3 separate regions of the Homo sapiens genome follow, and all the other regions are linked to region 3. Evidence: chromatin loops called from intact Hi-C (ENCODE). Cell type or tissue: PC-9. All regions are shown on one strand. Links, peaks and the distances in the headings refer to the core of each region. The heading gives the core; the rest is flanking DNA.

Evidence for each region. Hi-C counts contacts between places; a loop is a spot of excess contacts. Peaks named below come from ENCODE experiments on the same cell type or tissue, not always from the same donor. Only the 100,000 strongest peaks of a DNase experiment are listed, where the experiment ranks them.
Region 1: a loop joins it to region 3, with 8 times the contacts of the local background. A loop is called at or near these places in 4 of 110 quality-filtered maps.
Region 2: it touches region 3 in a loop (9-fold over the local background); 29 of 110 quality-filtered maps call a loop at or near these places.

What each region holds. Positions count from the first base shown.
Region 1 is chr12:26,849,243-26,859,663 of GRCh38, reverse strand. No RefSeq gene overlaps it. Among named protein-coding and RNA genes, the nearest start is that of ITPR2, 21 kb to the right of the region's middle. In PC-9, for the core only: CTCF peaks have their summits at 5,519 and 5,723 (motif pointing left); no DNase peak of the experiment used is centred there.
Region 2 is chr12:27,418,410-27,428,830 of GRCh38, reverse strand. BMAL2 (basic helix-loop-helix ARNT like 2) reads right to left here. Exons shown (of 17, transcript NM_020183.6): 17 at 3,545-8,435. The coding sequence ends at 8,299. The region is part of intron 1 of BMAL2-AS1 (BMAL2 antisense RNA 1); the gene reads left to right. It also overlaps a transcript of SMCO2 not described here. Among named protein-coding and RNA genes, the nearest start is that of BMAL2-AS1, 23 kb to the left of the region's middle. In PC-9, for the core only: CTCF peaks have their summits at 3,854 and 4,054 (motif pointing left); no DNase peak of the experiment used is centred there.
Region 3 is chr12:27,698,786-27,709,206 of GRCh38, reverse strand. MRPS35-DT (MRPS35 divergent transcript) reads left to right here. Exons shown (of 5, transcript XR_001749448.2): 2 at 4,283-4,469; 3 at 5,587-5,746. It also overlaps the pseudogene HMGB1P49. Among named protein-coding and RNA genes, the nearest start is that of MRPS35-DT, 6.8 kb to the left of the region's middle. RefSeq lists an enhancer at 3,708-4,219. In PC-9, for the core only: CTCF peaks have their summits at 5,144 and 5,355; a DNase peak (open chromatin) is centred at 5,266; H3K27ac peaks cover 744 bases.

The DNA of each region.
Region 1 (10,421 bases), core at 1,575-9,574, 850 kb after region 3:
TGTGGACTAGTTCAAGGCATTTTGTGAAAGTCTTATGATATTCTTTTGGATATAATTGAAAAATATAGGCTGGTGCGGTGGCTTACGCCTGTAATCCCAGCACTTTGGGAGGGCAAGACGAGAGGATCACCTGAGGTCAGGAGTTTGAGACCAGCCTGACCAACATGGTGAAACCTCATCTCTACTAAAAATACAAAAATTAGCCAGGCATGGTGCCATGTGCCTGTAAGTCCCAGCTACTCAGGAGGCTGAGGTAGGAAAATTGCTTGAGCCTGGGAAGCGGAGGTTTCAGTGAGCTGAGACCACATCACTGCACTCCAGCCTGGACAACAGAGCCAGACTCTGTCTCCAAAAAAAAAAAAAAAAGAAAAATTGAAAAATATAGACTAAATGAAATATAAGATCACGAATAAATGATGGTTCCCCAAACCAAGAGGGTTTCTTGGTTTTTCCCTTTGTCCTCCCCTATTCAACAATTTGATGATTTAATTAATTACACAGGAAGACACGCTTATAAAAATATCGGAAGATTCCATGAAGACCAAAGGACTGTGCACAGTTGGATATCAGAAGCAGTTTTAAATTAATTCTTCGTAACTGAAGGGTGAGATGAAGCAAGCAAAATAAAATTAATGAGAATAATCATTAAGATTTTGTTCTTATGTCCAGAAAATCAACTATATACATGTAATATGTAGTTTAACTACAATATATGTAAGTAAGACTTTGCAACTTTAGCTAAATATGAGTGTATTAGCTTCTTATTTCTGCTGTAACAAATAACCACACCCTTAGTGGCTTAAAGGAACATAAATTTATTCTCTGACAGTCCTGGAGGTCAGAGGCTAAATGGGCCAGCAGGGCTGCGTTCCCTCTGGAGGCTCTGGGGAGAACTGGTTTCCTTGCCTTTTCCAAATTCTAGAGACTGCTCACATTCCTTGGCCCATGGTCCTGCATTACTTCAGTGACCACTTCGATGGTCACATGTCCTTCTCTGACTCTGACCTTCTTGCCTCCTTCTTGTAAGAATCCTTGTGATTATATTGACCCACCTAGATAATCCAGGATAATTTCCCCTTCTCAAGATACTTGATTTAACCACATCTGCGAGGTCTTTTTTTGCCATGTAAGTCAACATATTCACAGGCTCTAGGGATTAAGACGTGGACCTTAATAATGGTCCTTTGGGGAACCATTATTCAGCCTACTATAGTGAGTCAATAGTGTGATTGCCATGAAAGTTGTGGAATCATTAAATGCATTGATATTTTCAATGAAATATTATTTTGATAATATGTAATAAATAATATAGCAAACAATAAATATATTTATATAACATATATTTATAATAAATACAACATATTTATATAACATAATATTTTTATAACATATAGTATATATTATATGTAATAAATATTACATATACAAATACAGTACTCAAATTATATATATATATAAATATAATACTCAAATAAGAGATTATAATTTCACTCTACCCTTCCTTATCAGAGAATACTGAGATAATTATCTTCAGCTCTGGGCACTACACTTTAAATTATAATCATACTGAGATACAATCAGAGAAATATTATAAAAGGACATAAGAAGGTGAAAAGAAAGGAAGTTGAGATGTGCACTGGAGAAAAAAGTTGCGTAAGTGTATGATAGCTACCTTCTTTCTTTGAAGGGTGAGCATATGGAATAAACATTAGCTTTGTTGTGACAAATTTTGATGGGGGTAAATCCGGAATTGCTGGAAACAGCAGGCAGATGATTTCAGCGGAATGGAAGAAAGTGCCGTCCAACCTGCAATGGGTTCTCTTGACAGCTATTGAGTTCTCTGTCACTGGAGACTCTGCACAGACTCCTTGTGATTTATTTTTAAAAAGTGAAAACACATGGAGAGTACTAAGCCAGATCAAGGTCAATACCCCTCCCACATTTCAGGTTTTGTGATTCTAATGACTAAATGTTCCTGCTTCAGGGAAGGCAAGAGAAACAACCAGAGCAGCAGAGCCAGGCAGCAGATAAGGCCTTTGTAATGGGCTGAATGGGCTGTTTTGACGACTGACAGTTTTACGATGGAATAACTTCCTCTGTTTGTCCTATAATGAGTGTTTGTACCTTGAGTTTGCAGCAAACTCCTTGCCCTGTGAACATTTCCAGATGGATTTCAAAGAAAGGAAATGGTTTTGCTTAAGTGACAAACTAACAGAATTCCTGCTGATTAATTTTTTTTCCTTATTGTCTTTATCACAGGCAATAGGTAGCTATTTGTTTCAGGGCACTAAATCTAAAGTCTTATGATTTCAAGATAAAAGTTCACATTAATTTTATTTACACAGTCTGTGATTTCCTTCATGCCTAAACTTTATGTGAATTCTTTTATTTTGAATACAGAAATATGAACGTTATTATTCCAAAAACATCTTAACACCTTCTCATAGCAAGTGTTACTTTCCGAGGAAGTTGTCAATCTACTCACTTTCTATTTTACAAATAAGAATTTTCCTCTCACTCTTTTTGGTTATTTTGCACATTTCCCTCTCTTTCTTAACCCTACCACTTTCTCTTACTGTTCCCTTTGCTTTGTCCTAGTTCATTGCGAACAAAAGGCATTAGACTGAGCGCTCAGATATTTTCCACAGCAATCCTGTGAACATTCCCACTTCTGCACCTATCATCTTCCTGCTCCTTCTATTTTAATGAAAGAAGTGTCCCTCCTTCTTGAAGGGTCAGTCCCATCATTTGCTCTCTGGATCCTCTTCCATTTCCAAGGACTTCACCAAAACTGTTCTTGGCAAGCTCATTAGTGACCTCCAAATTGCCTAATTCAAAGGACACTTTTCAGTTCTTATCTTAATTTATTGCTCAGTAGCATTTGATACAGTTTTATATTTTTAATCTCATCCTGTCTAGTGAGTTTCAGTTCTATATATCCCAGTTAATTTACAAACATTACCAATTGGATGTGTCAAGCATCTGGAACTTCAGTCGTTCAAAACTGGACTTTTATCTTCCGACTCTTCCGAGAAGAGCCAAACCTATTTCCCTCCTGTTTTCCACACCTCATTTAGTAGCCCTATCATTTTCCCCATTGTCCAACCCATATGCTGGAAGCCATCTTTGATTTTTTCTCTTCCTTCCCACCTCCATCCAATCCATCATTAAATCTTTTGATTCCACCTAATTTTAAGCAAGTCAACTTCTTTTTCTACCACCACAGGCATTCATACCAATATTATTTCTTGCCTAGACTACTACATTAGCCTTCTCACTTGTGCACCTACATTAATTCTTGTTCTTTTGGGGTCCCTTCTTCACACAGCAGACAAAGCAATCTTGTGTCATATGTTGCTGAGCAGTAGGCCTGCAAGGTGTCCATTAGACAAACAAGTACAGATGTCTAGGCAGTTGGATATAGACTTTGGGGTTCAAGTTGGAGTGGAAAATTTGTGAGTGAAGGTAGACTGAGAAGAGAGAGGTCCAATGTCTGAGCCCTGGGGCACTCTATTGTTTAAATGTTGAAAATATAAAAAAAGAACTAGCAAAAGAGACTGAGAAGTAGTGCAGTACAAGGAAAACCAGTAAGTGTGGTGTCCGTGGAAGCCAAGAAAATGTATCAAAGAGGAGGGAGCCATCAGCTGTACAAAATGCTGCCAGTAGGTCAAGTAAGATGAAGACACATAAATAACTGATCATTCCTTTAGCATCATGAAAGTCACAGGTGACCTTGACAAGAGCAGCTTCAGTGGATTAATGGGGCAGAGCCACAGAGTTTAAAAGAAAATGGGAGGGGAAAAACTAGAGACAGTAAATATACACAGTTCTTTGTGAGAGATTTTCTGTAAGGGGATTAGCTGGGGTTGGGGTGAGTTCATAACAGCAGGATGAGAGGCATAGAAAATGGCACAGATGCATTGGCAGGTGCTTGTGGAAATTCCGTTTTGATTGCTTCTATTTTTTCCTTGAAACAGGAAGCAAGACTATCAGCAGGTTGAGAGTAAGGATTGGGGAGAAGGTGTTGGCATTTGAGGAGGGGAGGGAGAAGGCATGAAGTAGTCATCTAACAGAAAGAATGGATTAAGAGAATGTATTATGACTCCCACACTCACTTGAGGTTCAGTAGTTATGAATTCAGAATGAGACTGGCCAGTGTGGTTTCACATTTTTCTCTAGTCATATGAGTTGGGGGTGCAGGAATAGAGTAGGCTGAACATTGGATTTAACCAGGGTTGGAGTTTATCAGGTGAATAATACAAAGAAGAAAAGGACAAAGAGAGTTGAAGATAGTGCATGGGAATGATTGTAATAATTAACTGTAATCCAACTGAGTTAGAAGGGAAAATAGGGCATGTGAGAGGCTGGTTACCACGTAATAGTGGTGAATCAATGGGATTATGGGGTTGAAGGCTGCTGGAGTTAGGGTATTTAGGGGGTGCAAGTAGAAAGATAGGATGTAGATGCTAGTAAGGGAGTAAGCTGCTTGAAAATGATATTGGGCCAGGTGCAATGGCTCATGCCTGTAATTCTGGCACTTTGGGAAGCTGAGGTGGGTGGATGGCTTGAACCTGGGAACTCAAGACCACCTGGGCAATACATGTACACTTCATCTCTACAAAAAATTAGAAAAAAATTAGCCAGGCATGGTGGAGTGCACCTGTGGTCCCAGCTACTTGGGAGTCTGAGGTGAGAGGATCACCTGAACTCAGAAAGAGGAGGCTGCAGTGAGCTGTGATAGTGCCACTGTACTCCAGCCTGGATGAGAGAGTGAGCCCCTGTCTCACAAAAAGAAAGGAAGGAAGGAAGGGAGGGAAGGAAGGAAGGAAAAAGAAAAGAAAGAAAGAAAGAAAAGAGAAGAAAAGAAAGAAAGAGAAAGAAAGAAGAGAGGGGAAAATATATATTATGGGTTGTAACTATTGGTAATTGGTAATGATGGATCAACCACATGCTTATAGAGTGACGGGCTAAAGCAGAGAGGAGGAATTGGGATTAAGCGAAAGACCAGGTAGGTCATTTATATAGATATTGAAAGTATTATGAGTTGTGACCAGAAACGTGTTGGCAAGAGTAACAGTTAGCTAGGAGCTAAATCTGCAAGGAATTGAGGATGATTCAGGGGTCCATAGGTAACTGTGGCAAGGATGAACAATGTATATTTATAGTCTGATTACATCAAATATTCAAACCTGGGAGCCACAGGGCAGTAAAACTAAAAAAAAAAAATAATGCTAGAATGTAATAGATCTCATAGAATAGTACAAAGTGCTCTCAGAATACTTGTTAAATGGTTTGTTAAAATATGTATTGCTGGGCCTCACCCCTCAGAGTTTCTGCTACAGTAGTTCTGGGATGGGATCTGATAATTTGCATTTCTAACATATTCCCAGCTGACGCTCTGATGATGGTCCAGGAACCACACTTTGAGAGCCTGTGTGCTAGGAACATTCAGAAGGGGAAGGGGTTGCTTCTGGTTGGAGAGATCAAGGAAAGTTCCTGGAGAATATTTTTTATTTATTTCTCTGCATGTGGTTAGAAACAGTGGCTTGACATAATCAAATACCATACATTGACTAATTAGAAGAAAAGTTGTACTTTTATGTTGGGTTACATATTTCCCGGCTCTGCAAGTCAGAAGCATAGAGGAAATGTAGTTCCTTCATTTGTCTAAAACCTCACTGTCTGCTGCTGATCTGATCAACGCACGGCTCCACCTGCTGGATGGCCAGGAAACGGCCACTTCAGTCACTTCTTTAAAATTTGATCCAGTGACAAAAAATGTAAACAATCTCTTGAGGTAAATGTCTACTCTCTTTTGAAGAAAATGTGTGATCTTTCAGATTTCACCTGGCGGTATGTGGTTTTGTGACCTTGTGGCTGTGGGGGGCTGGGGTTCCGAGGTCCACGTGATGTCCTCGTTCTGTGCTCAGGCCTCTCTGGCGCAATGTCTCTTGTCAGGTTGCTGCCCGTTCTGTTGGCACTCCTGGCTGAGGTCCACCAGAGGTTTAACCTATGTCTGGGTCACTTTCTCAGTTTGATGGAGCCCAGTGGTTCTCCTTGACTGACTTGGCAGTACCTTGCTCATTGTGGTCCTTTCTGAGTTTCTGCCCTGTTCTCTATCTGGCCCCTGGCCCAGTGGATGATGGGATCATCTCACCCTTTGCCACAGAATTGGGAGGGATTTGCTGCAGTGGCCCTGCGGCAACCCCACTGGGTCTCAGTTCATGTGCCTTCACATTCTCACTCTCGGGACCAGCACTTTGGCTCCTATCTGAACCATATAGGAGTAGAGGTAAACCTGGGGACCTGGCTTTAACCTCCCTTTCTGCCCCATTACACCGAGTCACAGCTTTTTCTCTGACATGGCACCCCACTTGTCCGCATTAGTGTGAGGAGTGCCCAAGAGGCAGCCTCCCCTCCAAACCCTACTGGAAGCAGGGCAAGACCCCTGTCCCCAGCATGGGCCTCAGCTGAGCTTTAAAGACCCAGCGTGAGCAGGTCAGAGCATCGCACTTGGCCTCCTTGCTTCCTCTCTTGTCCTTTCTTTTACTCTATTTCATGCATTCTAAGATGCACTCTCCAACCCCCTCCATATTTTCACATCTTTGAAATGGGGTCTTAGAATTCCTGTCATGTTCTAGTTTAATTAGCAGAATGTTTTTCTTTCTTGGTGGTATGGTGGTGCACCTTGTAATCAATGCTGTCTTAGACTCTATCAAATGCAGCATGTCTTCATTTCTCCTGTATCACATTTTCCTACCTTTCACTTTAGCCGCAGTGCTGAGTGCATTAATGGCACCAAAGGCACCTTCCCTACCCTGTGGCAGATGGTCTTTGTTAAGTGGGAGACAAAGAATTTAGTAAATTCTTTTGCCACCAGCCTGGATTTCTAGCTTACTGTCTTGATCAAGAAGCCCCCAAAAGTCCATTCTAGCCATTGTACAATAAGCCTGCAGGCTTGATATCTGAGGTAGAAACCTGATTTAAGGGGTTGGGAGGTATAAAATGGCTCCATTTAATACTTGCAAAATGAATACGATACCTGTTACACATTTAAAAATCAGAGCAAAAAATACTTTCATAAGGGTATTTGCTGATAGTGATGGCAACAGTTTCAAATATGTGGTCATCTCAATAAATTTTAATTGCTAATAATAACTAAATTTCTAAAATTAATTGGAAAGTATTAATATAGATTGAACTATCTTTAAATTCCTTATAATTGAAGTAAGCATTTGAAAAACAAAGCACATAAAATGTATTCATAATGGAAATATCTATTGCTTAGATATTCCAAATTCCATTTGGAAACCAGCTTTTCTCACTAAGGAATAGATATTATCTAGGATTGTCCCATTTTTATAAAATATATTATCTGTATAAATATACATAAATAACAAATGCTAAAAGGGGCCAGGCGCAGTGGCTCATGCCTGTAAATCCAGCACTTTGAAAAGCTGAGGCAGGTGGGCCACTTGAGGTCAGGAGTTCAAGACCAGCCTTGCCAATATAGTGAAACCCCATCTCTACTAAAAATACAAAAGTTAGCCAAGTGTGGTGGCACACACCTGTTGTCCCAGCTACTCAGGAGGCTGATGTAGGAGAATCACTTGAACCCGGGAGATGGAGGTTGCAGTGAGCCAAGATCACACCACTGCACTCCAGCCTGGGCAACAGAGCGAGACTCCGTCTCAAATAATAATAATAATAATAAATGCTAAAAGAGTACACCGTGATGATTAGAGCACTTATCTCTGGAAGGATAAATGGGAGTTTTTTCCCTCTAATTAATCTTTATTTTCTATTTTTCTACTAAAGCATGATTTATTTGTACATTATTTAAAAATTAGGCATAGTTACTACAATTAGGATTAACAATGAAAAGATAGATTTGAAAAAGAAAATTATGATTTAATTTCTGATTTATGGATGAGTCACCCAATTTGTTTGGTCCTTAGTTTTTTCATTTCCACATTGGGAAAAAGATGATATTCATCTAGGTGTGGAGATGTTACCAAGTCTGGGAGTGTCCTGTTTGCAAAATCAATAGGAAAATTGAGTTCAAACAAAACAACAAAATAGAAAGGAAAGCACATACCTAAGCTTAAACTCAAGAAATTGGCTATTTCATAGGGCATGAATCATCCAGAGAGCTGCTTCAGTTCTCCACCTTGTTTTGCATTGTTAGTAAACACCAACAGAAACATCCACAAAACTAAGTGTTTTCATTTACCTACAAAATCTTAAATAATTTAAAAATATTAACTGAAGGTTATCTATAGAAATAGTCACCTTATTATTGCTATTTTAGGGACATTAAAGATAATTAATTTTGTTCATTCAGTCAGTTCTCATACTAGGATTGAGTAATATAAAGTTCATGATCATTGATTCCTTTCACTTCTCTCAGGCACACCCTCTACTCCTATAATACATCTTGGACTATGCAGTATGTTGAACAAACCGATGAATAAGGAATTTCCTGTTCGTCTGGAATAGTCAAGTGTTATAGTGACATACAAGAATTTTCATTTTAAAGTTAATGGTGACATTACAGAATGTCTTCCAGGAATATAGATTTGATCTTTAAACATAATTTGTTGCAAATTTACATGGTAATTTCCTCTAGATTACATGGAATTTGGCAATATAAACTTTGGCATTGTCCCACATAGAGAACAGTTACATTTTCTGCTAATAAAGTCCAATTTGAGAAATTCCTCTGTTAACTCAGAATGAAGATAAAAAATCCAATGGTGGACAAGCTAAGTACACAGCTGGAAGCTCTTAGGGTGTTTTTCATTACAAATTAGGAGATTGATAATAATTGAGAAAATACTCTTTATTTTCTTTGCCCAGAAATGTCACCAAAGAAACAAATTCTAGTAATTTAATTATATACCTCTCAGTCTTGCTTGCATTTACTCTTATCCTTCTTATTTTCAGACCTATAATGACAGCATTTCCCCCCTTTCTTCACTGTACCTATTTGAGTACAGTTCAACTGAGTACGAAAGTAATTCTGAAAATTCTAAAAATTATTAAAATATGTGATAAGTGGCAAAGTTGTTCTAAGCAGTCCTTATTAGGTTAGGCTGATAATTTTGTTATTAGAATTTATGTTTAATATTAATATTTACACAAGTCTGTGTCTTTATACATAGACCATGTTATTGAGAAGGGATTGTGATACGGAGGTTTTTTTCCTTGCTGGGCTTCAATGAGTGCAGGTGAGTTGAACATTGCCAATGAACAATAGGTAGTTGATGATAAGTGACATATGCTGATTTGATAATTACTACAATTTTCTGCTTTGGTTTGGCTTTGCAAACATTTCTTTATTATCCACATTACTACAGACTAACTTTAAAAAGGCATAAGACCAACTGTGTACCCTCAACGGCAATTTTTGCAAATATGACATGAACCCAAAATATACCATATATCTGATTAAAATTAATATGCAAATTTTAAGTCTGTAAAACTTTTTAGAAATTCATAATTTTGCCTTCTTTAGAAGTCATAAAACACATTTGCAAGTGTCATTATATTAAAAATACACTTCCAAAATAATATTCGATTATAAGATGTTCACACACACGAAGCAAACACTATGCATCTATTTCAATTTGGGATGAATAATGAAAACAGATAATAAAAAAATTGGCTTTTATAAGTAGAAAATACTGTTTACAGAAATGCTGAACCTTATTGCTTAGCTATTTTGTTGAGCTAATATATATATATATATATACATATATATATTTTGGAGAGAGGATCTTGCTCTGTCAGCACCCAGTCTGGAGTGCAGTGGTGCCTGGTCCCATCAAAGCCCACTGCAGCCTCAAACACCTGGGCTCAAGCAATCCTTCTGCCCCTGCCCCCTGAGTAGCTGGGACTACAGGCACACGCCACCATGCCTGTCTAATTGAAAGAAAATTTTTTGTAGAGACAGGGTCTTGCTATGTTGCCCAGGCTGTTAATATATTTTGTGATTGAAAATATTTAACATTCTTCTATTTAATACAAATAACTCACCTACCTTTTCTGTAATTGATAGTCTCTACAATTAATAATTTTCTTAAAATATTACGTTTTGAGGGTTTTTTTTGGCATGTATGACTTGGAGGACGTGTGTCATTATACTTATTGTTTATAAATGACCATGTATGGTTTGATTCTTTTTTTTCCCCCTCAGAGTATTGGTTTTCTAAACTCTTATTTCCTCCACCCCACCACGTGCTTTTTAACAACATATATGACCATATCTCCCTGTTACTGGAATGTGGCAGCTCAAGAAATTCAGGGGCTTAATTTTTATTGTGAAGTTGAAGCACAGTCCAGTTTAATTCGGCTTAACATTTTGTTTAGAAAATAAAGAGGAAAATAACCATTTTAGTAGTGGAGGAGATTTTGCCTGC
Region 2 (10,421 bases), core at 707-8,706, 280 kb after region 3:
AAAAAAAAAAAAGTACATTTATTTCATGTATTTACCCCCAAGGTAAAATGTAACAGGTTTCCTCCTGGACAGGAGTAAATGTGAGAAGCATTGCCTTAAAGTCAGCCAGGAGCCAGGAGTGTCTAAGAAACTGTCATTCCAAGGCCAGAGGCACACAGCTGGACAAGAATTTAAGACAATTCTTTACTGACTCCCTCAACACACAATGCCTTAAGCAATGGACAGAGTCCTCCACAGTGACTAGTGGCTGAGTATTTTAAAAAAAAAAAAAAGGTGGCCAAGATTAACATTAAAAAGGTGTGACACAGCTTTCTCTGCCTTGCCTCCCCTCCTCAACAAAAAACAACCAAAACAGCCAAACAAAAAGATTGAGGCTCACATACTCAAAGTGCCTTTGCAAAAATTATGACAGTGAGAAAAATCTGACATAGGAAAATTATGACAGTGATAGAAATCTGACCTAACCAGCTCCATCTTGCTTCTAACTTCCAAGGTGTCCTTGTTCATTCCTGGGTGTAGGTTGAATTAACTTTGGGAGGGATTTAGTTTATAGTTTAACTTTGAAACAAAGATGCTAACAGCCCCTCCCTGAAACAAAACCACTCCTTGCCTGGGGACCAGACTGCCTTTGTAAAACTAACAAATTATTTACAAGATCAGAAATTATGGCTCAGGAGTATTCCCAACCTCCCCAATTGCTCCTGTGGATAACATCACTATTGTAAAACCTAACATTGGTGTTCAGAGATGTTTCTGATGAACCAACTGGTGTCACCCACAAGGGTAATCCGGTTCAACTAGTTCTGCAATCCCATCCAGGAACAGAAGACAGCAAGAAAAACCAGCTTCAACCCCATATGATTTCATCCTTAACCCGACCAATCAGCATTCCCCATTCCCTACCCTTCTGCCTGCCGAAGTATCTTTAACAAACTCTCACCTTCAAACTCTGGGGATGGCTGATTTGAGTAACAATAAAACTCCAGTCTCCCATTTACTTGGCTCTGCGTTTATGAAACTCTTTATTGCAATTTCCCCATCTTGATAAATCGGTTCTATCTGGACAGCAGGCAAGAAGAGCCCGCTGTGTGGTTGCAGTACCTACACCAATTCTAGGGAGTCAACCATCATGAATTACAAGAGGTTCTCTTGTCCCTTCTGCACATCCCTTCCCCTCTCTGGCTCCAGGCTGTCTGGCTGTTGGCTATTTCTGACGTCTTTTCCCCTTCAAGGGTGCCTTTAAAGTTCATTTTAATGTATTTAATCAGAATTAAAATGTTATAAACGGAAGGCAAAATAAGCAGTAGGGTAGGCAAAATAAGTAGGTAGGCCTCCTGAGGCCCTCTGTTCCCTACTCTACTTTCCTCAGAAGAGCCCTAGAATAAGAGGTCTGTGGATACGTCCATTTGTTGTTTGTGAATGGCAAGATCAGCGGTTCTCAAAGTGTGGTCCCCAGGCCAGATGCCTCAGCATCACATGACAACTTACTGGAAATGCAAATTCCCAAGCTCCAAGTCAGACCAACTGAATCAGAAATTATGGGCGTGAGGAGACCCATAATCTGTGTTTTAACAAGTCCTCCATGTAATTCTGATGCAAATAAATTTGAAAACCACTGGGCTGGATAAATAGGAAAAAACTGCCAGAGTATAACATATTTTGATGACTCTTCACAAGCAAAGTTAAAGCCTGACCTTCCCATACTCTATTAGCACTTTGCACATCCCTTTAAAGTAGCAGCTATCACATTCTATAGTTACTGCTTTCCACTGTCTTTCTACCAAACTGTAGTCTCTTAAGAGCAGGGACTGTGGCGTTTTCAATTGTCTCTAAGAGCATAGCACAGGATAAATAAGTGCTTACTTATTTGAAACAAATTGTCATTGAAACAAATGATGTCATTTATTAGGAACCATTTCAACTTTCTTTTAAAATGCCTTATAGATGTCCACCTTAGCAAACAAAATTGTTTACCTCTTTGTGCTGTAGATATACGTCTTCCCAAACACCCTACCTCAGTTGGGTTCTCTAGGTACTTAACGCTTTCCCATTGGTTATGAATTTCTACTGTTATTTGGGTTAAACTTTTGCAAGGCTTAAATTACTGTTGTACTACTTATATATTTGTTTGCTATATAGTCTCAGGAATTTTTTACTAACTTAATGATGAAGCTTCTCTATAACACTAATTTCCAACATTTATTATCATACTGTAGAGCTTATAAATTAACATATAATGATCATTGTTAAAATTACTGTCAGACAATGTGTAAGCACTTTACATAAGCTAATTTAATCCTCACTAAAGCTCTGCAAGGGTATTTACAAATGAAGTCTACTTTACGAATGAAGAAACTGAGGCTCAAAAGCTTCAGTGTGCCGCTCATCTCAGCTTTCTCTCCCATCCTCCATACTCACATATCCAACTATCTGCTAGACATCACCTGAACACAATTTGTCTAGAAGTGATGCATCTTCTACCCCAAAGTTGTCTCTCCTCATGTAACTCTTACCTCTTGAACAGCACTGCAATCCAGACCCCTGGGGCCAGAAACTTGAGTCATTGTTCACTGCTTTTGCTTCAACATTTCCCATATGCAATTGGTCCTCAAGTTCTTGCCATCCTACTTCTGTAATACAAATCTCTTAAATCTGTATCCTCTTCACCTTCACAGCCTCTTGTGCTGGCAGTGGGAGACCTGGGGAAGAGGAGAGTCCAGTGTGTTGGAAGATCCCCATGGGAGATCCCCAGATTCCAACAGGGCTGCCTCGCCAAACTTCAACCCAAGGTTGAGCATGTATCACAGCCTGGCTAATCTGTATATTCCAGGCTGTTGACCTGGAAAGAACCTACTGCTTATTTTGCCTTCCCTTCCTAACATTTTAATTCTGATTAAATAAATTAAAATAAACTTTAAAGGCATCCTTGAAGGGGAAAAGATGTCAGATGCCAACAGCTAGACAGCCTGGGGCCTGAGGGAGGACAGGGTTATCTGCAGAAGGGACAATAGAACCTTATAATTCATGATGGTTGACTCTCTAGAATTAGTGTAGATACTGCAACCACACAACAGAAAGTCCAGGTAAACCAAGTTGATCCAGAGGCCCAGTCAATGCATATGTGCATGTGAATTACTAGGAAATAGAGAGGCTCTCTTTCCACTGAAATTGTCAGGTATAAGAACAATATACGCTTGGAACTTCTGAGTGTCATTATGCGGAGAGGGTCCACCGGAAGATAAAACCAGCTCATAGGAAAGCAAAGCTGAGGGATGGAATGAGGAAGAGGCAGAAAGGGAGGAGGAGAGAGTCAGAGGGACAGATAAGGCTGATGACGTTGGAGTCTGACGTGAGCACAAGGAAACCTTTACTGGTTAAACCACTGAGATTTTGGAGTTGTTACAGCAGTTAGTATACCCTGGGGAACATACCCAGAAATATATATAGTAACAGAGTTCAATGTACCCCTCTGCCCAGTGGTTTGAGGGCACTGGATGGTTTCCTTAATCTATGTTTCCACATTAGAAAGTAGTTAAGGGAGCACTTTTTGGAGGAAGTTTATTAAATTAAAAAAAAAAACTACAAATGAGTAATTATAAAATATAATTTCACTCTTTTCATTATTTACCACAAAAATTTAAAAATACCAATATACAGACGAGCACAAGTGAACTGGAAAAGAGCTAAAAATTGTATAAAAGACAAATCTAAACTCAAGAATATATGAGAAGTGACATACACCATACACTCTCAAGTGAGTTCAGAAAGCATGTTCCGTGCTGGGCAGGTTTTCTTTCCAGGTCAGTTTTTATTGGCACTACACCTGGAAAGCTCTCTAAGCCAAAGTTCTTATGTGTCAGGATCTTCCTAGACCTCCCTTGGAAAGCATTTCTCATAAAACAACTCACACCAGACAGGCTGACTTATTGTAGGCACAAAAATCATAAATGCCTCTCATAGGCCCCATGGAGCTTGGAAAAAAAAGATCTGCTAATGAAAGCATTACAAAAACAGAAAAGTGGCACCTAGTGGCCACTTAGCAGCTTTTCTTTATGGCTTCTAGCTAATCATAGATGTCGGCCTGTCTGCCCGTAACATTGTGCTGGGCAAGTATGAGTCTCCAATTCCAGGGCTCAGTGATGACCCACCTGAGGGGGAGATACCTCTTGGCAGCATGATCTGAAACTGGACACTACTAAACATGGTCTGGGAACTAAATATTGGCTATTTCTTGTACCTGTGCCCCAGATTTTACGGAGATCCCTCAAAGACTATGACAACAAAGACATCCTTTTCTGTCGTGACACTGTAAATAAACACTTTCTTTTAAATTCCATTTATTTACTAAAAGTCTCTATTCTGTACTTTCCTGTTTGTCTTTGTTTCACAATAGATTTCTAAATTTAGTGATGACCATATAACTCATTTCACTTGATTCCAAGTATCATCCTGTAATAACACATCTGATATTTTAAAGTTTATTATTTTCAAAAGTTTAAATTTGGTAACATGGATAGAGACTTGTTATTTGATCTTACAGATTCAAGGATCAATAAATAATTGTTCTTCAAACATGGTATTTAAGGAAAAATATCCTTATGGTATAAACTTTGGTCTACTTCAATAATAACCACTTAATATAATGTTCTAGAGCAGCGCTGTCCAATAGAAATATAATCTGAGCCACATGTATAATTTTATTTTCTTCTAGCCACATTAAAAAAGTAAAAAGATACAAGTAGAACTAATTTTAATGTTTTAATTCAGTATATCCAAAATATCATTTGAACATGTAATTAATATAAAATTATTAATGTGATATTTTACATTCTTTTGGTAATACTAGTCTTCAAAATCTGGTATGTATCTTACATTGATAGCACATCTCACTTTGTACTAGCCACATTGCAAGTGCTCAGTAGCCACATGTGGCTAGTGGCTACTGCACTGGACAGCACAGTTCTAGGTTCCACCCTAACACCCAAGTCCTGTGGATTAGAATCCCAGAATCAGAGCTGGAAGTAAACATAGAGATCAAACCTCCTTTTAAAAATGAGGACGCTGAGGCACAGAGTTTAAATGGCTTGCATGAGGTCATACAGCTAAATTCAGCCTCAACAGGGTCTTCTGATTCCAGGCACTCTTCCCACTCCACTACATTACTGTAGTGGTAATTCTTAGGGTTAAAAAAAGTGTAGAGTAGGCCGGGCGCAGTGGCTCATGCCTGTAATCCCAGCACTTTGGGAGGCCGAAGTGGGCGGATCACGAGGTCAGGAGATCGAGACCATCCTGGCTAACATGGTGAAACCCCGTCTCTACTGAAAATACAAAGCAAAATTAGCCAGGTGTGGTGGCGGGCGCCTGTGGTCCCAGCTGCTCTGGAGGCTGAGGCAGAATGGCGTGAACCCAGGAGGCAGAGATGGCAGTGAGCCAAGATCGCGCCACTGCACTCCAGCCTGGGCGATAGAGCGAGACTCCATCTCAAAAAAAAAAAAAAAAAAAAAAAGAAAAGAAAAGAAAAGTCTAGAGTACTGTTTTTATGATACTTTCGTGCAATTTGTAGATATATTCTTTCTCACGAAAATTCAAAAAATTGACTCGCAGTAGAAAAAAGGAACATAGTGTATACCATAAAAATATGTCACTTCTAACAGCAAAAATCAAATTTAGTTGAAGAAAACTAAAACATTTTGAAGGAAACACAAACCTTAGGAGAGCTACGGTATCATACAATGCATGGATTAGATTTTGAGTCCAGGACAAAAGGATCTACAGAAAAATATTAGAGCGAACTAATAAAGGATCAAACCATGCACAGAGTATTCAACTGGCTATCTGCCCACTGGTCTATGGAATTGAACAGCCCCTCCTCTTGCAAAGAGAAAAAACTGCCACTGTGAGAGGCAGCACTGGTCTCCCTCTAGAAACTCTGCCTCTCAAATCCTGGCATCACGAGGGCAAGTCTGCCCCCATCTGCTTTTGAGGCCATCCAGCTATGATGGCCTACCCTGCCACCCCTGGCTTAGGCAGACTCTTTGGAAGCCAAGTCTAACCTGCAATGGTTCAGTCCCCTAAAAAGTGATATTGGTAGGCAGGCCCCTCTGCTCAATTTAGAGAACACAGGGGATCTTTCATACTTCTTTAGACTTAACTATAACACTTAGGCTGCTGCACACCAATTCTCCCCATCTTGTAGGATTTCTTTGGCTCATTCTAAACCTGATGTCTCTCAGGTCCTCAAGTGTCGGACCAGGAATGGTGCCAACCCTCCAACATTGCTGGGACACTATCAGTTCAAGAGGACAGTGTGCCAATACATCCTTGCCCACGAAGCCCCTGCACATTTCACACTTGAAGGAAACATTTGCTTTTGGTTATTGTCTGTTGGTATGTTTGTCATTAACATGTCTGACAGAAGTTCTAATCTATCACCTACAGCTAAAGAAATAGCATGCAGGGTCAAAATAATGCTTTGTTTTGGCGAGGGGCTCTGAGGGAAATTTTCTGGAAAGATGTAGCACCATATAGAACAGGAAACTGGATTTGAAGCCCACATTGAAGTCTGAGGGCTGCCCCATGAGTTCCCAGCCTATCTGACTTTCATTTGCGAGGCACGAGAGAGAAAATATGGGAGCATACTTGGCAAGCTATGAAGAGCTACTGAAGCAGAAAGTGTTATAAAGTATGATCCCCGAGAAGGTAGACATGCAGTATTTTAAATAATCTTAATTCTTATACTCAATTTGAGCCACCTCTGGATTAATTACTGTTAAAAATGCTCTCCAAATTTTAAATTATAACTAGAAAATTGGTTTTTAAATTATTTCTCATTGCCTCATAATTTTAAACATGTACTTGTCATTTTGTTTTATTACCTTTGGTTACAGGCAATAACTGTAATTGCCTAATTACTTAGAAAGCTACAACTAGTTCCTGGGTCAGTTAGTTAATCATTTAATCTGTGAGACCAATGTTTTCCCAAATGTGTATAAAGAAACTGGTTTATATACATTAAACATTTAAAACTCTATGAATTTAATGTGTGACTGAATTTAATGTGTGACTTTACACAAGACATTTAATCTGCCCGGGCCTACTTTTTTCCTTTAGGACAAATCTATCCCTAAGTATGTTTCCAATGTCAAAAACCTAATCTATCTATAATAGAGATCTTCAGTGATTATATTAAATCTTTTTTTTTACTTTTTTTGAGATGAAGTCTCACTCTGTTGCCCAGACTGGAGTGCAGTGGTGCGATCTCGGCTCACTGCAACCTCTGCCTCCCAGGTTCAAGCAATCCTCTCGCCTCAGCCTCCCAAGCAGTTGGGATTACAGGTGTGTGCCATTAGGTCATGAGGCCTTTGCGCTCATGAATGGACTGTCATTATCGTGGGAGTTGGTTAGTTACCTCAAGAGTGAGTGCCTGGGTAATTTTTTTTGTATTTTTAGTAGAAACGGGGTTTCACCATATTGGCCAGGCTGGTCTTGAACTCCTGACCTCAAGTGATCTGCCCGTCTCAGCCTCCCAAAGTACTGGGATTACAGGCGTGAGCCACCACGTCTGGCCTATTAAGAGTAAATCTTATATGCAGAGGTTAATCCCCAAGATCTAGGGCCCAAGATCCTTCCTTTTCTGTAAGGAAAGCTGAAACTCTTTTGACTTTCTGAGTTTTAAGCAAGAAATCATCTCACTTAAAATTCATCTTAAAGTGCTCAACTGAGCATAAATATCCCAGCTCTGTGCTTGCCTAAGTCTCCAAAGATCAAATACAGTATTCAATGTGATTATGACTATAAATTGCACTGTCCCTTTAAATGTTCAAGTACTCACTGTTTTCTTAAAGTGTGTAAGCCCTATCCTCAATTAAGGAAATTCGCAAGGAATGGAAAATGTTCCAAATTATACAAACCTACTATTATAAATGAATCTTAGACACAAAGGAAAACATCAATATATTACATTACCTCAACTAAAAAAAACTGCATCAAAAATAAAACAAAGCCAAAACAATATGTAAGTAGTATTCTTGGTTAGAAATATTTTAGCAAAAATATGGCAACTAGTGGATTATAAGCCATTTCACTGAATAAAGGAGTCTATAATAAACTTGGTTCTCTTGGGAGGAAAACGTATTTCCCCACATCCCTGTGACAGGAAGATGCAAATCTATAAAAAGTGGTAGAACATTAATAAAAGATACAAACAATATCAATACAGTACTTAAGAATAGTTGAGACAGTTTTTCGTAAATGAAATGCTTTAAAATGTTTCTCATTTTTGGAGTTAAAAATCAAAGGCTAGAGGGTCCACTGGATGTCACTGAAGTCCCCAGGGTCTCCCAGGCCCCCCTCTGCTTCTAAGTAATTCATAAATGCAGCCATGGCTGTGTCATCATTGTCACATAGGGCATCGAAATCCAACTGTGCACCATCACCTATGAATTAAAATACAGGCCTGTGTAAGTAAAGGTGATCAGTAAAGTCATACATTTCACACATTTTGAGGTTAAAAAATGATTGTGATAAAAAATGGCAAAGCAAGGCTAGAAAACCATAAAATGTATTTTTGAAGGCAAAGTATATATCTTAAGCTGCAGATGGCTGATGTATTTTTAAATGGGTTACCTAGTTTTATAACAATCTTCTGTCAGATAAATTGCACCTAATTCATCTGCTACAGAGAAGTAAGCTAGTCTATGAGTTTTCTAATAGGAAATTACACTGCTAAAGGGTACAGACTCTCAGAGAGCTGGAAGGAAGCTAGGAAATTTAGTGTATGTTTGTGTGTGTGTGTGTGTGTGTGTGTGTGTGCACGCGCAAACCCTGGAAGGAGAAAATTTAATCTGCTTATGAAAAAACCCTATCTGTTTAATACTGAAATGAGAAGCCTGAGACAGAAGCATCTTCTAAAGATTTGGAATTTTCTTATAAAAGGGAGATAAATCAGATTTTTATTGAAAAAGGAAGTAAGTAGGAACCATGGAGATGATAATTAATTTAGAGATAAAAGGTTCTAGAAATTAAGGGTTAAAATGCAGATAAAGACTAACCAAAGGTTTGTATATATGTGTCAAAGTACAGTGGAACTTCAGATAATAAATATATGGCTCTATGTGTGTTTAAAGTGGATATCCAAATTCCTTCAAGTCCTTTGCTTCTCTTTAGTGTATGCTTTAGCAGAGCAATGTCAGTCATGGAGGATATGAAACTATATACAATAGTTTGAATTTGTCCACTAAAATTCATGTGTTGGAAACTTAATCCCCAATGCAATGGTGTTGAGAAGTGAGGCCTGATACAAGGTAATTAGGTCATGAGGCCTTTGTGCTCATGAATGGACTGTCATTATCATGGGAGTTGGTTAGTTATCTCAAGAGGGAGTTTGTGATAAAAGTGAGTTTTCCCACATCTTGCTTTCTCGCTCTTACCCTCTCTTGCCCTTCTGCCTTCCGCCATGGGAAGATGAAGCATGAAGGTCCTCATAAGATGCCTGCACTATACTCTTGGACTTCCCAGTCCCCAGAACTGTGAGCCAAATAATTTCTGTTTATTACAAATTACTCCATCTGTGGTATTCTGTTATAGCAGCATAAAACAGACTAAAATACCATGTCACTCAATTTACTTGATCTGGACTTTGCATAAACATTGTTAAAATGAATGATTACATCTTAAACTTTTTTGACTTCTATCCTTTATGAATTCTCGGTAATTCTTGAGAATGGACCTTTTTTCCTAGATAGAAATACCTTGGTTTTAATTAAATTGTGTATTTACCAATACTCATAGCTGATTCCATTGATAACTGAATTCTTAATGACAGAACCATTAAGTAACATCCTTTTTTTTTTTTAGATGGAGTCTTGTTCTGCTGCCCATGCTGGAGTGCAGCAGTACGACATTGGCTCACTGCAACCTCCACTTCCCAGGTTCAAGCGATTTTCCTGTCTCAGCCTCCCGAGTAGCTGGGATTATAGGTGCCTGCCACTACGCCCAGCTAATTTTTTGTATTTTCAGTACAGATAGGGTTTCACCATGTTGGCAAGGCTGGTCTCGAACTCCTGACCTCATGATTCGCCTGCCTTGGCCTCCCAAAGTGCTGGGATTACAGGAATGAGCCACCATGCCCAGCCAATGGTAGCATCCATTTTAAGATTGAGTACAATTATTGTTATTTAGAATTTCGAACAAAAAAAATATTTATTTATTTATTTACTTTTTTTTTTCAGACAAGGTCTCACTCTGTCACCCAGGCTGGAGTGCAGTGGTACAATTACAGCTCACTGCAGCCTTGAACTCCTGGGCTCAAGCAATCCTCCTGCCTTAGCCTCCTAAGTAGCTAAGACTATAGACATGAGCCATCATGCCTAGCTAATTAAAACAATTTTTTTTTCGTAGGGATGGGTTATTGCTATGTGTGC
Region 3 (10,421 bases), core at 789-8,788:
TCTAGCTGTGAACATTCAGTGCGCCATGGACATCAATCAGTAAGGTATGGGAGGGGGACAAATAGCATGAGATGGACAAGTATTTGTAATATTCATCATCTTCATCTTTTCTGGACTTTTACCATCCTGTTATTGTTCCAAAATAGAAGCATGATGTATGAGTTTCCTAGGGGATTGGAACAAAGTACCGTAAACTGGGTGACTTAAAACAACAGAAATTTCCTCTCTCACAATCCTGGAGTCTGGAAAGTCCAAAATCCAGGTGTCGGCAGGGTTGGTTCCTTCTGGAGGTTCTGAGGGAGAATCTGTTCCATGCCTCCCTCCTAGCTTCTAATGGTTGCTGGCACTCCTTGGCTGGTAGACACATCACATCACATCACCTTCTGCCCCCATATTCCAATGGAGTTCTCTCCTCTCCTCGGACTATTTTTAAGATCAAAATCATGGCCTTTTTAATCAGATGGAGGTGAGGTTTGAATCCAGGCTCTGGTTCTTTATGATTTTGGGCAAATCTACCTTATCTTTCTGAGTTTCAGTTTCAAGGAAAATGACAGCAATAATATTTTTCTTACGACAGTCGTGATTAAAGGCATAAATATAAACGGTGGGCATTGGCATTAAGTGTAGGGTCAATGCAACAGCCTCCTTTTCTTGCAAGTTTGTATATTTTAGTAAAGTGCAAGTCCTATACCATAGAAATTTAGGGACAAAAGGAGTATGATCATATTCATACTGTTACCAGCGGCAAATCTGTACAGGTCTGCGGCAACCTCAATTCTTGCCTCCTCAGAAGAAAGAATTTGATCGAGGAACATAAGGCAGAAGGAGAGACAGAAGCGACTTTTAGAGCAGGAGTGAAAGTTTATTAAAAAGCTTCACAGCAGGAACAAAAGGAAGGAAATACACTGGGAAGAGGGCCAAGTGGGCGACTTGAAAGTCAAGTACCCCATTTGACCTTTGACTTAGGGTTTTATACGTTGGCATACTTCTGGGGTCTATGTCCCTTCTCCCCTGATTTTTCCCTTGGGGTGGGCTGTCTGCATGCACAGTGGCTTGCCAGGACTTGGGAGGGGAGCATGCATAGTGTGTTTATTGGAGTCGTATACATGCTTACTTGAGGCATTCTTCCATTAGCAGTTGCACGTCCCTAGAAGATCAAATACCAGTTAAATTCTGCCATTTTGCTTCTTAATGTGCACGCTTGCGCACACTCACCCAGCTCCTGAGATCTTACTGGAAAGTTGCTGATCACTAGTTTCAGGTTTTTTGTATCTATTGGGAGAATGCTATTCCCTGGTGCTGGCTGCAACCAATTATTGTTTTAGAAAGACAGTTAATAACCACCTGACCGTCACCTGATGGTCGCCTGAAATTCCTGGGGTGTGCGTGTGTGTGTGTGGAGGGGGGTGTGTGTATAAGGGGAGCCCTCTCCTGCCCTGCTCATTCATGACTAGCTACCTACTCTAACAATATTTCTTAATTTCTGAGCAAGATATTAAAGACATAGGTCCCCATTCTACCTTGCTATGCGTTCTATCTTTTGTTGTACTCTCTCCCTAAGACTAAAGTGGATAGATGACCAGAGCTAGAGGAGCCAGAAAAATACTTATTGTTTTCCGTGGCATCAAGTACAGTAAGTTTCATTCTATAGTAAAAGTTAAAAATTCATTCATAATGCTATTAATGCTATCAACAAGCAAAAATATCTGTCTTGTGCAGTGTAAAGAGTAAAGCATGTACTATCTTGCACATAGGGGTTACTAAGATTACATAATTTTTCACTTGGCAGTGATCTTAGAGGTGCAATCATTCACTCACGATAAAAATATTTTCTTTGCTGGGTGCAGTGGCTCACTCCTGTACTCTCAACATTTTGGGAGGCTGAGATAGGGGAATCACTTGAGCTCAGGAGTTTAAGCCCAGCCTGGGCAACATAGCAAGAGCCTGTCTCTACAAAAAATACAAAAATTAGCCAGGCATGGTGATGTGTGCCTGTAGTCCCAGCTACTGGGGAGGCTGAGGTGGGAGGATCACTTGAGCCCAGGAGGCAGAGGTTGCAGAAAGCCGAGATAGTGCCACTGCACTCCAGCCTGGGCGACAGAGTGAGACCTGTCTCAAACAAACAAAAAAAATATTTTCTTCAAACTTTGTGACCATGTAATCTAACACATCATAGAAGCTAGGCTGGCTTCATAGACATACAACGTGCCTGCGCTTGGCCTAATGCTTTGCTGTTGCTGTCTTAAAATTCTTAATACTTTTTTTAACAAGGAGTCCTGCATCTTCAGTTTGCACTGGAACCTACAAATTATGTAGCTGGTCCTGTGTAGAACAATTTTAAATATTAAGCTGTCTTACAATTGGTTTTTATTATATTTAAACCTGAATTAATTCAATAAAAGCTACTTTTTAATTTTTTATCTTTATGGATACATAGGAAGTATATATATTTATGGGGTATATGATATATATTGATACAGACATAAAATGTATCATAATCACATCAGGGTAAATGGGGTATCCATCACCTCAAGCGTTTATCCTTTGTATTAAAAAGCTACTTTTAATCAAAACTAACTTCTTTTTTTTTTTTTCTCTTTTTTGAGAAGGAGTCTTGCTCTGTCACCCAGGCTGGAGTGCAGTTGCACAATCTCAGCTCACTGCAACCTCCACCTCCGGGGTCCAAGTCGTTCTCCTGCCTCAGCCTCCCAAGTAGCTGAGATTACAGGCATGTGCCACCATGCCCAACTAATTTTTGTGTTTTTGGTAGAGACAGGGTTTCACCATGTTGGCCAGGCTGGTCTTGAACTCCTGACCTCAAGTGATCCGCCCGCCTCGGCCTCCCAAAGTGCTAGGATTATAGGCGGGAACCACCACACCCGGCCTTCAAAACTAACTTGCTTTATAGTAGGTGAACAAAGTATGTCTATTCACAAGTATGGTAGACAATATGCAAATATAAGGAATAGGTATAGAGACCTTGCAACCTAAATGTTCATCAAAACAGTATGGGTTAAATCTATTATGGTGTATTCATATAATGCAGAGTACTACTAATAGAGGCAGGTGGCAGAGAAATCCTAGGCAGACAGAGGTGGGTCTCCGGTGAAACCCGACCTTCAAGCCAAAAACAGTGTGAAGCCCATGGACCAGAGTGAGAACTTCTATTCCTGTTTGCCCACTCTCTCCCTATTGGTTCTTTCTGAATAATGTATTTTAACCAATCAAATGTTGCCTTTTCCAGTATTACCTACAGTCCACCCCACCGCCATCCTGTGCCTGTAAAGACCCCAGACTCAGTTGGTAGAGGTGGGAGATGGCCTGACTTCAGGGAAGAGACCTCCTGACCTCAGGGGAAGATGAACAGCCCTTCCCATCCCATCTCCAGCTCCCCTCTCGGCTGAGAGCTTTTTCATCGCTCAATAAAATTCTCTGCCCTCACTATCGTTCAATTATCAAGGGTGACCTAATTTTTCTTGGATGCTGGACAAGAGCTTGAGATCCAAGTGTGGGTACCCAGAAAGGCTGTCACACTGACCCTTTGCCCTGGTCAGCAGAGGACAGCCACCCCATGTGAGGGGGCCAGGGGCCAACCGGGCTGCTAACATGCTGCCATCCATCGGGCTGTGGATGGCAGAACTAAAAAAGCTCATCAGCACACTACCACCCCCTCTGGGGCTTTGGGGTCTCAGGCATCCTTGCCTGGGTGCCACTGCATTCCCCTCAAGGCGACACCACTGGTCTGGCTGCGGGCTCTGCACAAAGCTTTCTCCTGCGGTGGCGAAGTGGCAGGCTGGACCCTGGACTCACTCACTCATGTGCTCCCTCCCACAAGGGGCTGAGTGTGGTGGGCCTAGTAGACAGAGCGCCCCTGCTGGGAGTCCAGCAAAGGAGCCGAGAAAAATCCTGCATCACTACTTAAGATACCTGGGCCCCAATCCTGGTTAAACATTAGAATAACCTCAGAAGATTTAAAAAAAAAATTATCTGGACTCCCTCTGAGATGCTGATTAATTGGTCTAGATGTGTTTGGAGCACTAGGGTTTTGTTTTGTTTTTTGTTTAAGTTCTTCAAGTGAATCTAATATTGAGGCAAGATGGAAAACCACTGGTGTCAGCCTTAACAAGGATGAGGTGGATATAAATCTATTAGCATAGAAAATTGTCCACAATATATTGTTAAGTTTTTTTAAAATGCAGGTTATAAGGCATTTATGGATTATGTAATCTCATTTGTGTATTATATTTTTATTTTTATTTTTTTGCAATGCAAATTCTGGAAGGGTCAACAGCAAATTTGAGGCAGTGGATATGAGGATAGAGGAGACACTCCTGAAGACTTCACTTTCTCCATTTCTGTACTTGAATTTTTACACCAAGCATACAGCTTGAAAAAATTAAATGAGTATGCAGTATTTTAAAAATCAACAAAAGCTTCACATTTTAATTTTCACTTGAAAAAAAAACATGGTGAGTCTGATTTATGGCTTTCAGCTGTTTATAACATGAATACTTACAATTTATACTAGGTTCTCTGAAATTTTCGTAAGCTTACACTTCAGTATATAAAATATTTTCACAAGCTTTGTCTTCTTTGAGTTACGGTCATGTGCCACATAAAGACGTTTCAGTCAACCACTGTGCATATATGATGGTGGTCCCATAAGACTATAATGGAGCTGAAACACTCCTATTCCCTAGTGACATTGTGGCTATTGTGACATCATAGCACAATTACTTTATTGTTTTATAAATGTATCACAGCCTAAGTGAACAGTGTTTGTGAAGTCTACAGTAGCATACAGTAATGTCCTAGGCCTTCACATTCACTCACCACTCACTGATTCACCCAGAGCAACTTCCAGTCCTGCAAGCCCCATTTGTTGTAAGTGCCCCATATAAGTGTACTATGTTTTACCTTTTATACCTTATTTTTACTGTACCTTTTTTTGTGTTTAGATATGTTTAAATACACAAATATTTACCATTGTGTTCCAGTTGCCTACAGTATTGGTAAAGTAACATGCTGTACAGGCTTGTAGCCTAGGAGCTATGCCACATAGCCTAGGTGTGTAGTTGGCTGTACTGTCTAGGTCTGTGTAAGTACACTTTCTTATGTTCACAAAACAATGAAATTGCCTAACAATGCATTTCTCAGAACATATCCCCATTAAGCAATGCATGATTGTAGTTGAAGTCATTCCCATTTTACAAATAAGGAAGCAAAAAGTTAAGCCACTTGACTCTGCTCTTATGAGCATTGAAACTCAAATCCGCATCTGATTCCAAGTTGCATGTTCTTTACATCACCTCCTTCTTGAGAGTGTACTCCACACAGCATTCCTGCAGACAGGGGTCGCTATACACCGAGGAAACATTAATTGACTGAGGACTATAACCTCCCAGAAGCATTGAACATGGGAACCGTTATTACTTAACACTTTAAAAGATGCCACCTGGGCTTATTCATGCCCAGTTTACTGAAGGCAAAGGGCTAAAATGCTTTTTTAATTTAAAAAATTGTATTTGCTTAGAAGTATTCAGAATGTCAACAAAACAGCTGCAACTTCTTTTTTTTCAATTACAGAGTGGTACTCAGCAGAACAACAACTATATCGTATAAGCTGCATCAGAGACAAATGAAGATGAAAAAACTATCCTCCTATATAACTAATCTGTGCTGTGCCCCAACAAAGCCTGCTTTAAATTTCCGTGCCAATTACAACCCCCATTCTGTATCAGGCAAGGTTAGTGTCTATTAAAAATATCACCAGGACAGGGCTATCTTAAGAGACATTTTGTAATCTGTTAATTGTACAAAAAGACACTGTAATGTTTTTTGTTTGTTTCTGTTTTTGTTTTGTTTTGTTGTTGTTGTTGTTTTGAGATGGAGTCTCGCTCTGCCGCCCAGGCTGGAGTGCGGTGGCGCAATCTTGGCTCACTGCAAGCTCTGCCTCCCGGGTTCATGCCATTCTCCTGCCTCAGCCTCCCAAGTAGCTGGGACTACAGGCACCCGCCACCATGCCTGGCTAATTTTTTTGTATTTTTAGTAGAGACGGGGTTTCACCGTGTTAGCCAGGATGGTCTCGATCTCTTGACCTCATGATCCACCCACCTTGGCCTCCCAAAGTCCTGGGATTACAGGTGTGAGCCACCGCGCCCAGCTGACACTGTAATGCTTAAAAACAAATCTTACACAGCCTTACATTTCAATTTTTTTTTCTTTAAAAGGAGTGAGTTGTATACAGGGGTTGTTAAATTCTTTATAGACAAGAGAAAGACTGCTACAACCAACTCGTTTATCATCATCTTCTTCTTCTCCTTCCTCCTCATCCTCCTCTTCTTTTTTTCTTTTTTTTTCAGCCTTGGCAATTCCCTTTGTTGCTGCATGAGGCTTTCCTTTAGCTCAGTCTGCTACAATATCCTTTTCATATTTGTCCTTCAGCTTCGCAGCCTTCTTTTCATAAGGCTGCTTGTCATCTGCAACAGTGTCATTCCACCTCTCTCCCAGTTTCTTTGCAAAATCACCAATGTATAGGCCGGGATATTTTCCTTTGACTCAGGGGCAATACTCAGAACACAAGAAAAAAGCCAAAGGAGGCCTCTTGGGCTTTTTTTTTTTTTTTGCCTCTCTTTCTGGAGGGATATAGGTTTTCATTTCTCTTTCATAATGGGTCTTTTGCCTGAGTTTGCCAAGTCTTCAAATTTTCCTTTATAGCAGACCCGGTCCTTTACCTCTCTGGCACTTTTTGGAACAATCTGAGAAGAGGACAGAAGCATCTGGGTGCTGTTTCTTGTGCTCCTTCTGACAAGTATGCATAAAGAATGCGTATAATGACATTTTTGCCTCTTGGGATCTCCTTTGCCCATGTTGAGTTACTTTTTCCTCAGTGAGGCACCCAGTCATGCAGTGCCCACCTGGCAATCACATACCCTGGCACTGTTTCTCTAAAATGCTTTTCTCCATCTTCTGATTTCTTTGGATAAAGGAAAGTCAAAGACAAATTTATTTCTGTCCTTGCATATATTCTTATTATTCAAGACATTTGGAAATACAGCATCTAATTGTTACATGTTTCAAACCCCACATCCAATCATCAGCAAATGCTGTACACTTTACTTTCAACTACATTCTAAATCTGACCTCTTCATACCTCCTCTTGTACGAGTGTGGTCCAGGCCACCTTTTTCTCTCATCTGGGTGACTACAGCTTCCTAGCTGCTTACCTGGGTTCTGCTTCTCTTCTTTTTCTTCTACCATCAAGTCTCCCCCCAGTAATCAAGTGAGGGTTTGTTTGTTTATTTGAGACAGAGTCTTGCTCTGTCACCCAGGCTGGAGTGCAGAGGCACGATCTCGGCTCACTGCAACCTCCGCCTCCTGGGTTCAAGCGATTCTCCTGCCTCAGTCTCCTGAGTAGCTGAAATTACAAGCATGTGCCATCATGCCAGGCTAATTTTTATGTTTTTAGTAGAGACGGGGTTTCACCATGTTGGCCAGGCTGGTCTTGAATTCCTGGCCTCAAGTGATTCACCCACCTTGGCCTCCCAAAGTGCTGGGATTACAGGTGTGAGCCACCATGCCTGGCTTCAAGTGAGGCTTTTAACGTACAGGTCAGTCAAGACATTTCTCTCCCCCATCACTCAGAATAGTTGAGTCCTTACTTCAGCTTACAAGTTTGACCAGCTTGATGAGTTTGCTGGCTACTTCTGCAAACTCATCTCCCACCTCTCGCCTCCAGCTCACTCTGCTCCGTCCACGTCAGCCTCCTTTGCTATCCACATTCACATCTACTCCCATTCCAGGTCCTTTGCATTTGCAGTTCTTTGTGCCTAGAACACCCTTTCCCAAATGTCTGCACTGATGCTCAGTGTCTTCCTTCAGATTTCTAGCTAATTGCCCCCTCCTCGCTGAGGCCTTCCTTCACCACCCAATATAAAATAGCACCTCCTAACATTCTTTATTCCCTGATCATGCTTTTTCTTTACATTACTCATGATGTAATTTAAAATTGATTATTGTTTGAGACAGGGTCTCACTGTTGCCCAGGCTGGAGTGCAGTGGCTGGTTCTGGGCTCACTGTAACCTCCTCCTCCTGGGCTCAAGCGATCTTCCCACCTCAGCCTCCCAAGTAGCTGGGACTACAGGCACACACCACCACACCAGGCTAATTTTTGTATTTTTAGTAGAGACAGGGTTTCATCATGTTGTCCAGGCTGGTTCCAAATTCCTGAACTCAAGTGATCCGCCGGCCTCAGCCTCCCAAAGTGCTGGGATTACTACAGGCGTGAGATGTTTTGAAAATATGCATTTAAACATCTGCACGTGTTTGTCTGTCTTCCACCATTAAGATATAAACTCCCTGAGACTAGGAACTTTGTTCTTTGTACTGCTAGATTGGCAGGGCACAGAACAAGCCCGACATGTAATAGGCACTCAGCAATTATGTTTGAATGAATCTATCTTCCATTTACACTTTTAAGCCTTTTTTTTTTTTTTGGCAATATATTAACCCAAATTGCAAAAGCTAAGCTTGACTCTATGCTATTGGAGACTTCACTACCAAAAAGAAGAAACAGATGTCTCTGCCAATACTCACCTTCTTTTAAAAAAGTCCTTTTTAATTGACAAGTAATTGTGTATATCAATACTCCATTTTATTAAACACTCTTTCATGCCAGCTTCTAATGAAGGACAACTACAAGGCCACAGATATGTTCTTCCTATTCCAGGTTCCTCAAGGAGAGGGCTATGGGGGTGAATAAACATTGACGGGAGGGAAAACAAAGCCATTTCTTGAGGCTGAAGAGAATATACATCCCTTTCTTCTTTCCTGAAGCTGCAGGCATCATGGGGATTATGAATGCTCCTTTCCTCGCTTTCCCCCAGGACTTCTTTGGGAGATAAAGTTGAAGAGAAGGGATTTGGGGGTTGGTGTTCCCCAATGTTGCAAGGCGTATTTTAATTTGAAGAACACCAGGCTCAATGGAAAGAAAACAGGGCATGCACTTAAGCCTAAATCTAGATTGAAGTTAATGACGCGCCTTTAGATTCACTGTGGATCCTGTTTACTGGGCTGGATAAAGAATCAAAGAGTGGATCTGGATTATCGTACTAAGCACTTTTGATTTTTTTTTCTTTTTTCTTTTTTTTTTTTTTTGAGACGGAGTCTCTCTTTGTCACCCAGGCTGGAGTGCAGTGGCGCCATCTTAGCTCACTCCAACCTCCACTTCCCGGGTTCAAGTGATTCTCCTGCCTCAGCCTCCTGAGTAGCTGGGATTACAGGCATGTGCCACGGCTAATTTTTGTGTTTTTAGTAGAGATGGGGTTTCACCATGTTGGTCAGGTTAGTCTTGAACTCCTGACCTCGTGATCTGCCTGCCTCAGCCTCCCAAAGTGCCGGGATTACAGGTGTGAGCCACCGCGCTTGGCTATTCTTAATTCTATAACGAATAGCAGTTCTACGAGGTGGGTATTGTCATCTCCGGTTTTTAGATAGGAAAATCAGGAGGCATTAGGGCTACAGAAGAAATCAAATGGCACCCTCAAGTCTACCTAAGGAAAAAGTACATCTACAGGGTGGGGGCAGGGTGCAAGGAACTAACAAAGAATGATGAAGCACCCCGGAAGGGACAATGGCCTGAGAGGGGAAGGGGAGGGAGCTGGAGTCTCAGAGAAGGGCCAGCTGGACAGGAGCTGTCTGGAACCAAGCATCGTAGTGAGGCAGGGAAAGTTGGGCTAATACATTCCAGACCTGTCCCCTTTCTGATCTCGTGCTCTCCACTGGATGGAAGCCAGAGTGATGCAGTTAGAGCCCAGAAGAAGGCAGACAAGGTGGGGAGTAGATGTGGAGGTTGAAATGAGAATAACCAGCACAGAGGTTTGGTTGGATACGTGTAAATAAAAGAGCTGGGATTTTAAGCAGGTTTGTCCTCAACTAAACTCGAAAGCTCTCACTCCTTCTACCATGACAAAGTTTTTACGACTCTGCATTGTGGCCTATTGCTGGTCATGATATCAATTTGGTGGCTTGCAGTCAGCATTTTACAAACCGATGTAGGACAAACTATCAGAGTGCACTGCAACATGCTTCAGTTATACAGATCACAGCAACAAATGTATTTCTTACTATGGAATACCTGCATGACGCCACATTGCGCTCATATGTCTTAATTCAGCCTCACAGGAACATGCCCTAAATTCCAAAATACAGAAAAGGCCAAGGCCATAAGAAGACTGTCAGAAACAGAAACGATTTTAAGAGGTTGGATGCAGTTGAAAGGATTCAGCCCATGTTTCTAATGGCTGCGTATCAGTGAACAGGTGGTTCAACAACAGGAAAAGTAGCCACAGATTAAGGCCAGGAAATGGAGGAAAAATGAGCAACAGTAACCAGCTAGCATTTTTGCAGGTGAACACCTTTG